2 separate regions of the Homo sapiens genome follow, and region 1 is linked to region 2. The links are chromatin contacts, found by Hi-C in ENCODE. All regions are on one chromosome and are shown on one strand. The core of a region is the stretch at or near the end of the contact, and the rest is flanking DNA. Distances in the headings are between cores, read along the strand shown. Region 1 overlaps ITPR1 (inositol 1,4,5-trisphosphate receptor type 1). Region 2 holds the start of CRBN (cereblon).

Region 1 (3,119 bases), core at 262-2,761, 1.5 Mb before region 2:
GTAGCCATTAAAAATGAGGATAGAGGCCAGGTACGGTGGCTCACGCCTGTAATCCTAGCACTTTGGAAGGCTGAGGCGGGCAGATCACCTGAAGTCAGGGGTTCAACACCAGCCTGGCCAACATGGCCAAACCCCGTTTCTACTAAAAATACCCCCAAAAATTAGCCAGGTGTGGTGGTGCATGCCTGTAATCCCAGCTACTCAGGAAGCTGAGGCAGGAGAATCACTTGAACCCAGGAGGTGGAGGTTGCAGTGAGCCAAGATCGCACCACTGTACTCCAGCCTGGGCAACAAGAAAGGGAAGTGAATAGCACACTCCTGTTGATACTTTAAAATGTGGAGACACAGGAACAGAATAGGGGGTAGGAGAGTAGGGAAAACATCAAAATAAAACCCAAGGTTATCTTTGAGGAACACAATTTACGAATCACATCAATTAATATTTTTTTGCTTTTCCTACTCACAGATTTTGGAATACTCCTCCTAAAATACAAGTGTGTAGTTTCTTCAAAAACACCTTCATCATGTCTCTGTGTCAGGTACTCTGAATTTTTTAAAGTCATGCCATGGCTCATGTCTGTAATCCTGGCACTTTGGGAGGCCGAGGTGGGTGGATTGCTTCAGCTCAGGAGTTCAAGACCAGCCTGGGCAATGTGGCAAAACCCCAACTCTTCAAAAAATACAAAAATTAGCCAGGCATGGTGGTGTGTGCCTGTGGTCCCAGCTACTGGGCAGGGAGGTGGGAGGATCACTTAAGCTCAGGAGGCTGAGGCTGCAGTGAGCCGGGAACATGTCACTGCACACCAGCGTGGGTGATAGAGTGGTGAGACTGTCTCAAAAAAAAAAGAAAAAGGCATCTTAAATGTGTTACCTTTTCATTACTTTAAAATCCTGATAATTTAAATATCTATTACTCTTTTCCCTTGAATAATGGGTTGCGGGCTGTTTTTAATTTCTAAGGGGAAAAAAAACACTCTATGAAATGGTTCCACCACTATTATTCACCATGTTCCCTAAGCAACATCAAGGTCTGCCCCATCATAGCCACCTGTTATTTTATTTCAGCAACAGAGAAACTATTATCGAATGACAATAGAAAGGTGACTGAAACAGTAAGGAAAGGTTATTTTGTTAAAGTCAACAAGCTCTGAATCATGTAATGCGATATTGAAGCAAGGCTTCTAAAAACAAGCAATGTAGTACCCAGACAATAAGGACCTGTCACTCCTCTAGCTCTTCCTAGCTGGTCAAAGCTGTGACTTAAGTAATCATTTCTCAGAACAAAACAATGTAGGTGCTTGTTTCAAGGTAACAGCTATGCTGCTGTCAGAAAACAGTAGTAATGGCCTTTAGAAGAAATTTATGTGATTTGCGGATGGGAAGAAGCTCATTTTGTCAAGAGACCCTTAGGAAAACATGACCAAGAGAGTCAAAATCCAGTTATTCCTGCAGAAGGAAAAAGCATAGACAGTATCCAGCCACTAGATGTCACTCTCCTTCAAAGTGCTGTTGATGTTGCTCATCCTAGTCAAAAGGAAGTCAAGTGGTCTAGACAACTAATTCCTTAAATGGCATTAATTTAAAATAGTCTGACTTCTGATTGGGGTGCTGCATAGTAGTTGAGAAAAATAAAAATGAAAACCCACTGGAGACTGGCCATCAGTTCCAAAGGCAAAGTGGCTGTCCAAAATACAACATCGTATTGGCTGGTGGGAATGTAAATTGAATGAAATATGTAGATAACTTTAAGACACTAGGGGGAAAAGTTCCAGCTAAGTAGGAAAGTAGGAACTGCAGAAAGTGAAGCACAAAGTCAACATTCAAGACCTGAGGCCGGGCCCAGTGGCTCATGCCTGTAATGTCAGCACTTTGGCAGGCCAAGGCAGGTGGATCATGAGTTCAGGAGATCGAGACCATCCTGGCCAAAATGGTGAAACCTCGTCTCTACTAAATACAAACAATTAGCCGGGCGTGGTGACGCACCCCTGAAGTCCCAGCTACTCAGGACGCTAAGGCAGGGAAATCGCTTGAACCCGGGAGGTGGAGGTTGCAGTGAGCTGAGATCGTGCCACTACACTCCAGCCTGGCAATAGAGCAAGACCCCATCTCAAAAAAAAAAAAAAAAAAAAAAAAAAAAGACCTGAAAGTCACATCAGTAATCTTAAATCAGGGAAAAGAACTGGCTTCCTTTTTTATTTTTTAAAAACATAAACAGCATGAGAGAGATTTCTGTTTTTCTCTTTTTTCTTTTTAATAAGGAGTTGACCATTTTTGATCACCTTATGATTGAACTTTTTTCAACCATGCTGTTTTCTTCACAGTTCATTCATAGGAAGGAGTGTCGAAAGGACTTGCTGATGAAACATAACATATAGAGCACAGGTTGCAAATGGGGCTGAAGAACCACATCCAGCCTGAGCCATTTCTTTTGGTGTTGAGTGTATATTTCAAGCCTTAATTGAATTAGTTCCCAACATCTTTTTAAAATTGAGATACTACACTAAAAGCATGGATTTTTATCTTCTCTTAAAAAGTGGAAGACGTGGCAGCAGCTCTCAGCCCACATTCCCAAGCAGTGACAGTAGGGAAGTAGAGCTGCCCCTCCAGACCCACCCATGGGACTCTCCACTTGGCAACACTACCCACCAAGCCCACTTTATTCCTGTTGATTTCCCGTATGGCCAAGAGGAATCTGAATTTACAACCCCTGTGGTAAAAAGTATAGGAGAGGAAAGAGTTGGAGATGTATTAATAAGATCTCACTGAACAAAATGATCTTTATACCAGAAAAGCAAAGTGAGGACAACTAAAGACACATAGACCCTCCAGAAAGATAGCCCCCTATGGGCATATGCACTAAATATACATACATGCAGGACTGACCAACCTTCCCCACCTATTCAACTAGATTCCCATGTTCCCAGCACAGACTTTGAGGAGATTATGGATTGCTGCAGTGACTGGAAGAGGGTGCTACTGATGTTCAGTGGACAGGAGCTAGGGATGCTGGGTAAAGTGAACGCATGTTACAATCCTATGCAAGGATGAACCATCATTTATCCCATACAATTGTATGTCCAGCTGGATATTCACATAAGTTAAAAAGTTATCTGTCGGCT
Region 2 (2,892 bases), core at 1-2,500:
CGTTAAATCATTACGTAGTATATGTAATTGTTATTAACCTCATCGTAAAAGGTGATGCTATGATTCATGTTGCAGACATTATTAACTGGAACAAATAGGCGACACTATTTGGTTCGTTCTTATTTTGCAAATGGGCGAATTGAGGCCCGCAGCCATAAGTGATTTGACGAAGACCACAGACTGATTCGGAGACAGGAGGCAAAATGACACAGGAATGATTCACAAGCCTCTGTCACAAGGGAGTTTTCTGCTTGTAACTTATCAGGGAGGCAAATTTTCTGAAATCATTTTTTCAAATCTCAGATCCATGACTTTTCTGTTGAGCAATGCTGCTGCTTCCTCTCAGCCTCCGCCCACCACCACCACTACCATGTTTAGATGTTGTATTTCATTTAAGGATTTTTCAGTTTTCCTTCCTCGCTGAAAAAGTGATACTGAAATACACTACGAAAACTTTTGTCCTCCCTCCAAAACAAATATCTTACCAGTCACAACTCCACCATTATAACAGAATTATCTTCATTTTTTACATAGTCTTTCTTTTTTGCCACAGTGACTTGTTTTTACATAGCTGAAGTCATAATGAGTAGGCTAGTTTATATTCAGACAATTTTATTTACCAATTATAAGGCGTTTTCCATTCTGTGCAATCATCATTTCAAGTATGTTTCTGATTAATACTTGTTAATTTTGGAATGTAATGTACATATATGGAAACTACTGAAGTTATTGAAGTTGTATGTACATACATTGAAACTACTGAAGAAAATCAGCAATAATTCAACCACCCTCGGAATAACTGATGGATTTCCCCAGCCTTCACATATATGCTTCTTATTTTAAGAATTGAAACTAATGCTGCATGAACAGGTTTCTATTTGCTCCCTGCCCCCTTCGTTTAAAAACAAGGTGGAGACTAAAGGCTCTCAGCCTCAGTTTCTCCATATGCAAAATATCAGGATTAAATAAGTCATGCTAAGGGCTGGAACAAAGTGAGGGCTCTGCAGCGTGTACGCCGGGCACTCAGCCGTGGATGGCAGGGGACGGCGTTCTGTCCCCGGGACGGAGCGCAGGCCTGTAATTGTCCCTCCCGCCTAGGCCATCACTTTCAGGCTTGGGTACGCGCCGCCGTCTGCTCCCCTGGGGCCGCCAGGGGGCGCTGTGGCCCCGGTGCGCGGCAGCCGCGCGACACGGGCCCTCCCTCGGAGTCTTCGGCACCGCCCTGTCCCAGCCTCCTTTGCGGGTAAACAGACATGGCCGGCGAAGGAGATCAGCAGGACGCTGCGCACAACATGGGCAACCACCTGCCGCTCCTGCCTGGTAACCGCCCGGAGTAGTTCCCTGTAGTCGGGAGTGGGGCGAGGCTCGGAGCCGCTAGCGGTGCAGCTGGGCCTGGGAGGCGGGCGTGGGGGCGCCAAGCCTGGCGAGCCAGCCCAGCAGGGCCGCACCGGAAAGCTGCTTCACGTCGGCCCTCGGCCAGCGATGGAGTCGCGGCGCTTTCTTCGCTGCTCTGTTGCCCCGAGCCGTGAGCCAGGGTGTCGGGGGGAGCATTTGCTATTAAGAACAGGAAACCCATCCTCTCCATCCTCCTTGTGTTCTGAGTTTAGCTCCTAGGAAATGCTCTGAAACTAGAGGACCGGGTCAGATTCACAGCGGTTACTTTTGCTGGTCTCCTTCCTTTTAATAAGAGTGACAGCTAACATGTACTAAGCACTTACCATGTTACGAGCCGTGCAGTTAACGCTTTGCATGCATGTCGCCTTTTAATCCTTCCCACATCAGTTTTCAGTTTCCGATTTGATAAGCGAGTATTGGATTTGCAGATTAGTTCAATGACTTGCCCAAGGTCACACAGCAGAGTCAGGATTCCAACCCGGGTGTGTCTGTCATTATATCTCTAAACCACTTCTCTGTTTTGTTTTTCTTACTATCGGTCTTTCTCAGGCATGTACGATTATGCTTAATCAGAGATACTTAGTTTTTCTTTTTCCTGTATGTTGTGTGAAATGTTTAGACTTTGGCCTTGTGTTGAAATACTGAACAAAAAAAAAAATGCATGGAATATTGCATAAACTTTTCATGGAATGCCTTTCAAGAGATGCTTTCCAAAAGGTGTATCATCCAAACTTGAAAGTATTACTTGAGTCCCTTCGTTATATGACAAGTATGTTAGGTGTTGTGGAGATGAAACGAGAGGTAATACACAATCTGATAATTGAGGTTTACTGTCTAGGCGGGGCTGCTGAGAATATAACTAAACGTAAATCAACTGCAGAGGCGGTTGATTTAGGGCCAGATAAATGAATGCTGTTGTGGCTCTTCAGAGGCAGAGGTTGTTTAAGGGTCAGAGGATTTGGGAAAAAGCCTTTCAGGTAGATCAGGAGACATCTAAAAGCACATATTTAGGATATGGTTGTGGGACATAAGGCCTAGGAGGTATATTGGGTCTAAGTTGCTGGGAAACTGGCATCTCTTGCCAGTGGGTTTGGGTTTTTCCTGTGGATTGCCAAGAAACAGTTTTAGGTTTCAGGTAATTGCCTAAAGAAATCTATGCTTGGAAGATTAATTTGTCCACTGGTAGCAGCATGGATTAAAAGAGGAAGAGACTGAGTGCGTGCCCACCATATAGGAGAGAACTTTTCTGTAAAAATAAACCATAGTCACTGGTTGTTCTCGAAGCCATTCTAGCTGAGTTGACACAAGGGTAAGTGTGCCAGCCTTTGATGGAAAGCTGAGCTATTTTTTCAGAGACATTAGCCCTACTCTCTGTGCCAAATCCGGTGTTTCAGGGAGAATGGTGAATAGAAGAGGGAGGATACTGATCTTCTGTCGACATTCACATCGTGCCTCTGCATGAGATGAGTCATCAGACTTCACTGATAGCTCTGAACA

What was found. Hi-C counts contacts between places; a loop is a spot of excess contacts on that map. Pooled maps may share reads with other maps.
Region 1: a loop to region 2 is called in a pooled map, with 3 times the contacts of the local background. The contact joins the enhancer-like site here to the promoter of CRBN in region 2. A Hi-C loop is called at or near these places in 2 of 50 pooled maps.

The regions. Positions count from the first base shown.
Region 1 is chr3:4,631,948-4,635,066 of GRCh38, reverse strand. The region is part of intron 5 of ITPR1 (inositol 1,4,5-trisphosphate receptor type 1); the gene reads right to left. Among named protein-coding and RNA genes, the nearest start is that of EGOT, 120 kb to the left of the region's middle. Within about 2 kb of position 1,511, at least 3 of the 41 ENCODE cell types and tissues checked have a DNase peak (open chromatin) inside an H3K27ac peak, as active enhancers do.
Region 2 is chr3:3,178,049-3,180,940 of GRCh38, reverse strand. It overlaps CRBN (cereblon), which reads left to right and starts at 1,250. Exons shown (of 11, transcript NM_016302.4): 1 at 1,250-1,320. The coding sequence starts at 1,254. RefSeq lists a silencer at 1,017-1,186.